2 separate regions of the Homo sapiens genome follow, and region 2 is linked to region 1. Evidence: chromatin contacts called from ENCODE Hi-C or POLR2A ChIA-PET data. All regions are on one chromosome and are shown on one strand. The core of a region is the stretch at or near the end of the contact, and the rest is flanking DNA. Distances in the headings are between cores, read along the strand shown. Region 1 overlaps MED12L (mediator complex subunit 12L). Region 2 holds the start of P2RY12 (purinergic receptor P2Y12).

What was found. A loop is a pair of places that touch in the nucleus more often than their neighbours do. ChIA-PET counts read pairs that join two places held with the same protein, here RNA polymerase II (POLR2A). Pooled maps may share reads with other maps.
Region 2: a loop to region 1 is called in a pooled map, with 5 times the contacts of the local background. The contact joins the promoter of P2RY12 here to the enhancer-like site in region 1. A Hi-C loop is called at or near these places in 4 of 37 single-sample maps with no recorded cell type and 2 of 50 pooled maps. POLR2A ChIA-PET finds 5 or more read pairs at or near these places in 1 of 52 experiments (OCI-LY7).

What each region holds. Positions count from the first base shown.
Region 1 is chr3:151,168,019-151,171,432 of GRCh38, reverse strand. The region is part of intron 11 of MED12L (mediator complex subunit 12L); the gene reads right to left. Among named protein-coding and RNA genes, the nearest start is that of GPR171, 33 kb to the left of the region's middle. Within about 2 kb of position 1,637, at least 14 of the 41 ENCODE cell types and tissues checked have a DNase peak (open chromatin) inside an H3K27ac peak, as active enhancers do.
Region 2 is chr3:151,383,184-151,386,597 of GRCh38, reverse strand. P2RY12 (purinergic receptor P2Y12) reads left to right here and starts at 1,845. Exons shown (of 3, transcript NM_022788.5): 1 at 1,845-1,906. MED12L (mediator complex subunit 12L) reads right to left here. Exons shown (of 45, transcript NM_001393769.1): 34 at 2,710-2,819; 35 at 2,380-2,515; 36 at 1,407-1,568.

The sequences.
Region 1 (3,414 bases), core at 388-2,887:
CTTCCTGCCACCTTTAGCCTGTCCCTTCTATCCATGTCCTTGAGGCACCCTAAAGATGCAGCTGCCTCCGTGCTCACACTCATCCCAAACAGAGAGATGCCAAGAGGAAGGAAGTGGTCTGAGGCCTCTGAAAAGCAAAGAGAGCAACTCCTCCTCCAGCTGCTCAGAGGTGAGGTCACAAGTGACAGGCTCAGTGAGCATGTGGAAACCAGGGGTCCCACTGTCCACATAACGACTCCTTTGTGTGGATGTCAGGATTTGCCACCTCCATCACCCAGACTAGAAATGGCTCTGAAACACTAAACAAGCAAATAAGTGAGTACATGTTGTAGAAGACATGTACCAGGAATTGAAAAGTGACAAGCATCTGAGTGAATATGGCCAGCAGACACACTGCCTGGCTGCACAGTATTTTAAAATCAGGAAAGTTTACATGCAGATCTTGACATCCAGCTTCTCTTGAAATGTTGGATGATCAGGGAACAGTGGATCCCAAGCAGAATCTAAGAATTTGAGAGGCTTCCCTCTTCAGACAGGGTCTGCCCACTTCCCAGACACCTCAACCCCCACCACCTCCAGGCTGCCTTATACATAGCATCCCCCGACTCATTCCCACTACCTGCCTGGCCACTGTGGGACATGAGCCCTGACCTCAGTATTACCATCTTTATATCTCACACTACTCTGAATGGAAAACTAAGCAGCACAGATCTAGAATAAGGAAACACTCAGGTTTTTGAGATTTTTATTTTCACCTCCCTTGCCATTATACCCAAAAGCCCAGACACAGAAACAGTGGCCAAGGAAATGGGGCGGTAAAGGGCAACAGGGAGGGAGAGTAAAGAATTAGCACATTCCAGGCCAGGTGCAGTGGCTCACGCCTGTAATTCTAGCACTTTGGGAGGCTGAGGTGGGTGGATCACGAGGTCAAGAGTTCAAGAACAGCCTGGCCAACATGGTGAAACCCCATCTCTACTAAAAATAGAAAAATTAGCCGGGCATGGTGGCAGGCGCCTATTAATCCCAGCTACTCGGGAGGCTGAGGCAGAGAATGGCTTGAACTCAGGAGGCAGAGGTTACAGTGAGCCAAGATCACGCCACTGCACTCCAGCCTAGGTGACAGAGCAAGACTCCATCTCAAAAAAAAAAAAAAAAGAAAAAGAAAAAAAGAAATAGTGCATTCCATGTGGAATCAGTGAAGGCACACCACATAGCCTGGCACACCCCAATGTGGGCACAGAATCAGCTCCTACTCCCACTCTCATGACCACAGTCCAACCACAAGGCAGGGCCCAGGCCTCGGATGCCTTCATCCCATGCACTGCAGTTTTCAACAGGCTTTCACCAATACTGAAACTGATTACACACACAAACTTCTCCCATTTAGACAGAAGTTCTCCCCTCCCTACAAGGAAGTAGAGAGGACTGCATTTCCCTGTCGCAGTTCCAGAGAAAAGGGAATTAAGGAATCAAGGAGGGTGAAATTCAGGTTTTCCCAACAGATGTGAAGAAGCAGGCTATGCAACCTGGGGCCTAGGCCTACCTAGACACGACTTCTAGTAACAGCAAACCTCCAACCTATTGCAACTACAGAAGTTGATCATGTTTTATCTATCGTGCTATCTAAATCCTGAATGAATTATGAAAACAAAAAAGGGGAAGTATATTTTAAAGAAGTGAGACCAATTTCTGAATCCTAACCACACGTAACTCCTTATCAGAGAACAGCATCATCACATTAGTTCTTCCAGTATAATACTAATAATTGCTATATTATTATTGTTAACAATTTTTAAAACATATTTGTATAGTGCCTTATAATTCTCAAAGTGTTCATGTTTCCTTAGAGAAAAAAAGGGCAAGTACTCTATGCCTACTTAACCAGGAAGGGCACTATTGCACAAAGCCTTGAGTAACTTACTCAAGATCACCAGCTGATCAGTTAACATGATGCTGCAGCACATGCATGAATTCCAGAAATACGCAAAGTGACTCTGCAGTCAAGAAAACAGGGCTGGGCACGGTGGCTCATGCCTGTAATCCCAGCACTTTAGGAGGCCAAGGCGGGTGGATCACTTGAGGCCAAGAATTAGAGACCAGCCTGGCCAACATGGTGAAACCCAATCTATACTAAAAATATAAAAATATTAACCGGGCGTGACGGCAGGGCACCTGTAATTCCAGCTACTTGGAAGGCTGAGGCAGGAGAATTGCTTGAACCCAGGAAGTGGAGGTTGCAGTGAGCCAAGATCACGCCACTGCACTCCAGCCTGGGAGACAGACAGAGACTCCGTCTCAAAAAAAAAAAAACAAAAAAAAAAAAAAACAAAGAAAAAGAAAACAGTAACCCCTGTTAAGGAGTAAATAGAGAGATAAAACTTGATTACATATACATATATACCTTGATGCATATACCATACATACAGATACCAACGACATATTTTAAAAATTAATTTAGTCCAGGCACACTGGCTCACACCTCCCAGCACTTTGAGAGTCCAAGGCAGATGGATCACTTGAGGCAAGGAGTTTGAGACCAGCCTGACTACAAATAGAAAAATTAGCTGGACACAGTAGTATGTACCTATAATCCCAGCTACTGGGGAGGCTGAGGCATGAAAATTGTTTGAACCTGAGAGGCAGAGGTTGCAGGGAGCCAAGACAGTACCACTGCACTCTAGCCTGGGCAACAGACTGAGACTGTCTTGGAAAAATACTAATAATAATTTAATGTTAAGTATTACAGAAGGATCCATCTATTTTGTTATCCTTTTTGCCAGACTATTAAGAAAAGGTGACCAATCTGAATTATGGGTTGAAAACGTAGTTTTCATCAAGTCTTTCTGAAGTTGAGTCAACATTCAAAATAATTACTGCTAAATGGGGCAACACTGATGGCCCTTCCAGAAATGTGCGTGCCTAGAGCCTCCAGGACTCTCAGTCCTGAGCACATGTCGCCCTCTGGTGGCACGCACCTCTCTGAATCCTGGAGAAGTCACTCAGGTAGGGGAAGCTTCCGGCAGTGATTTCCAAACATTTCCCACACACCCTCTCAGCTCAAAGAGTTTTTTTAGTAAAAACTTTCAACACACACTTATTTATAACTTCTATACCTATACGATCATAATAATTACATTCATTTCCAGAGACAAAAGAAGCTTTTGAAAATTATAATCTGAACAGAAGTTCTAATAACCTTCTTGCACCCTAATGGCTCATTGCAAGCACCCACTCCGGAGATATCTGTGATTTACAAAGAACCTCACAGTGTGATTTCATTCAGAAAGATTGCAACATAATTTCTGCCCTTGAATTTTTTTGAAAAAACACCCCTATTTTTTTCTTGAGAGTGCTGTAACTTAAGTGTCTGCAGGTGAATGGGGCAATAATCCTGAAGTTAGCCAGTGCATACAC
Region 2 (3,414 bases), core at 596-3,095, 210 kb before region 1:
CTTGAAAAAAAAAAAAAAACAAAGACAAAAACAAAAAAAAATTAGCTGGGCCTGGTGGTGCATGTCTGTAATCCCAGGTACTCAGGAGGCTGAGACAGGAGAATCGTTTGAACCCGAGAGACAGAGGTTGCAGTGAGCAAAGATCGCACTACTGCACTCCAGCCTGGGCGACAGAGCGAGATTCCATCTCAAAAAATATAAATAAACAAAGTAAAACAAAATAAAACCAAGGTTCAATTGCCACCTGTAAATTGACTGTTTCCTAATATTTGTCTTGAGATGAGAACTTTTTCCTTGGTGTAAAAACCACACATCCAAATGGATTCCAGATGTCTTACTACCAGGAAGTCCGCTGACACTGCAAACTCAAACTTGACCATGACTTTAGCTTTTTTTCTTTACACAAACTGGTATTAGATTCTCAGGCTACTCTAAATTCCCTGGTAAATCTGATTCTTTCATGTCTTCATATAAACTCTCCCTTTATTTGTACCACAATTTTCCCTACCTCCCAGCTAACTCTTAATCCTTCAAAATGACTCGTGTCAATTTTCCTGGGGACCCTCTATTCTATCCCCTAATACTCTCTCTGTACCATGTCACACAAATCTCATTACACTGTAATTGTCTGTCTACTTCCCCCTTGAGGGTAGGAACTCTGTCTTTCATCTTGGTGATTGTGGAATGTCGGTGGTTGCTTACTGTTCATTAAAAGAGTAACTGACCAATTTTCTCATATTTTAGAGAACCATCTTTAATATCTTATATAAAACAAATGTCCATTAAATACTGCTTGATAGGAATAGAGAATATCCTAACAATTAAAATAATTTTTATTTGAAATAGCTTACTACAGGAAGGTTTTTTTTTTTTTTTCCCCCCCCAGAGACAGGGTCTCACTTTGTTGCCCAGGCTAGGGTGTAGTGGCTATTCACAGGCATGAGCCTAGCACATTGCAGCCTTAAACTCCTGGCTTCAAGCAATCCTCCTGCCTCAGCCTCCCAAGTAGCTGGAACTAAAGACATGTGCCACCATGCTCAGCTTACAAGAAATTTTTCATTGATAAATATATTCTGCTTCTAAATCTGAAGTATAATCAGAACTTATTTATGCAATTTTTTTTTTACACTAAGCTTTTACTTAGTTTTCTCTTGGTAGGTTTCCAAAAATTTACTTAAATTCAGGGAAACATTTTAAGTCCTTTAAACATATAAAACGTAGATCTTCAAAGATATGACCTCTTTATATGATAATGCCAATGACTAAGTACACTTAGAAGACAAGCATATGCCTTAAAAACATCAACAGCAAAATTAATATATTTTATATATCCTATGGTAAGACAAAAAAAAGTATTTCATCTTTTGTAAATAAATTTATATATAAGAAAAAACATTCACTCTTGCCTGTTTTTTATCTATAGAGTCAAATCCAGCAATTTTGTTTCCTTTTGTGTCAATCAAGGAACCCATAGGTTCACAAGTGATGACATCACATGTCTGTTTCGGCAAAGGTAGTAACTGTCGAACTTTGTCAATACTTTCTGATCGCTTGTCTCCTAGCTCTTTCTAAAGAAAAAAGAGAGAGAGAGAGAGTGAGAAGTGGGACAGAAATTACAATGAAGGCAAAAGTTAACCAGAAGGAAGTTCCCCTATGAAACATTTCCCTTTTTATAGCTTAGCGCATGTTCTTTAACCCTGAACATGTTCTACAAGGCAGTTCCAAATAGAGCAATGAGTGTTTCATTTCTTCTATTTAAGTAGAAAATAGAACACATACAAAGGCACTGTTGTTACACAACAAACATCATAGTGCTGAAATGACAAAAATCCAGGGTAGTGATCACAATCAGAAGACAGGAGCTGCAGAACAGAACACTTTCTCATGTCCAGGGTCAGATTACAAGGTAACCATTGATTTATTTGATTGGTAATGCATCAGATTTATTTGGTTTCTTTTTTGCACTGTTTTCTTACAATTTTTTTTTAAAGGAGTCTGTTAGTGGTCGGTCAAATGAATCGATTTATAAATTTCAATGCAGATGGCTATTTTTTCAATTACACGTGCCAGTCCAAGCATAGAGTTATCCTAAATCTATCTAATGTTAGTATTCTGGTTATATATTTAACAGTGGATTTCTAAAGTTCTTTAAAAAATTAAACATGTTTTATAATGTAATTGTTTTCAATAAAAAATAATCAAGGTTATGTGCATGTAACTTCTGGGTACTAATAAGGTTAGGTGAAACAAATAGCAAATAATCACATTAAATTAAGTTGAATACAATTAATAACATTTAATGAGTAATAAATTAAAATGCACTAGATAATAAATCCATAAACAACTTGAGCTCATAATACAGGCTGATCTCAAACTTACTTTCAGTTTCTTTACTAAATTCATGTATGCACGCTTGTTCTCTTCAGATCCCCCAGGGGATGCATTTGATAGGTCAGAGGCTAACGTTCCATTGATTAAAACACCCAGCATGTCAAGAACTGTTGTGAATAATTCACTAAGAAAGAAAATAATTATTTTCATCTTAAAGTGAAACTGAAATACACTTATTTAACTGAGTATTTTTATTCAAGGCACAGAATTTTTAATAGCATCCAAGTAAATAAGATGTGGCAGAAATCGCCATCAGTATATCAAAGCTTATACCATGCATACATGTAGCAAAATCAATGTGAAGTGATAAAAACATACTTGTTAGTGTGCATGTCAACAGTTCCTGAAGTAATGATCTGAAGGAGTAGCAGGGCCCAGTCTGTAGTCCACTGGGTGCTCCTCTGCACCGTGTCAAACATTCCTCCTACCTAGCAGACAAAATACAGTAAGATATTTGCATTCTGTAAAACAGAAAGAACACCCCATTGCTTTATGTTATCAAATTTTGATTGTTTTTTATTTAAAAAAACAAGGGATGCTCTAGTTTATAGATTACCTTATCTTTTCTCTTTTACCTACATGTTTATCACTATTTTTAGTTCTTTCAGCACAGTTCAGTCATTCAAACATTAACTAAAATGAAGAAGGGACGTGAGTATCTGAATGTGGGCACCAATAAACTTAGCTTTCTTTTGTTCCAAATCTTTTATGATGTCCAGTTTTATGATGCAATTATAGTTGAATTAAACCTGAATAATGTCAAAGTCATGTAATCCAATTATCTGCATCTTTGTGTTTGCTGTACAATTACTATTGAATCTAAGCCTGCTATCATAATACCATATGGAAACATCCACTATCACAGCAGTGGTGGGCAGGAGGCTTGGCCCGCACACCTACCAGTTCACGTGTTGGGACAAGGTTAGAAACAACTGCAAAAGTATCAGGCAGGCCATCCTCCAGAGGGGCCTGCACTTGGGCCTGCCTGATGGGAAAAGAAAACTCAAGGAATGCACAATATGT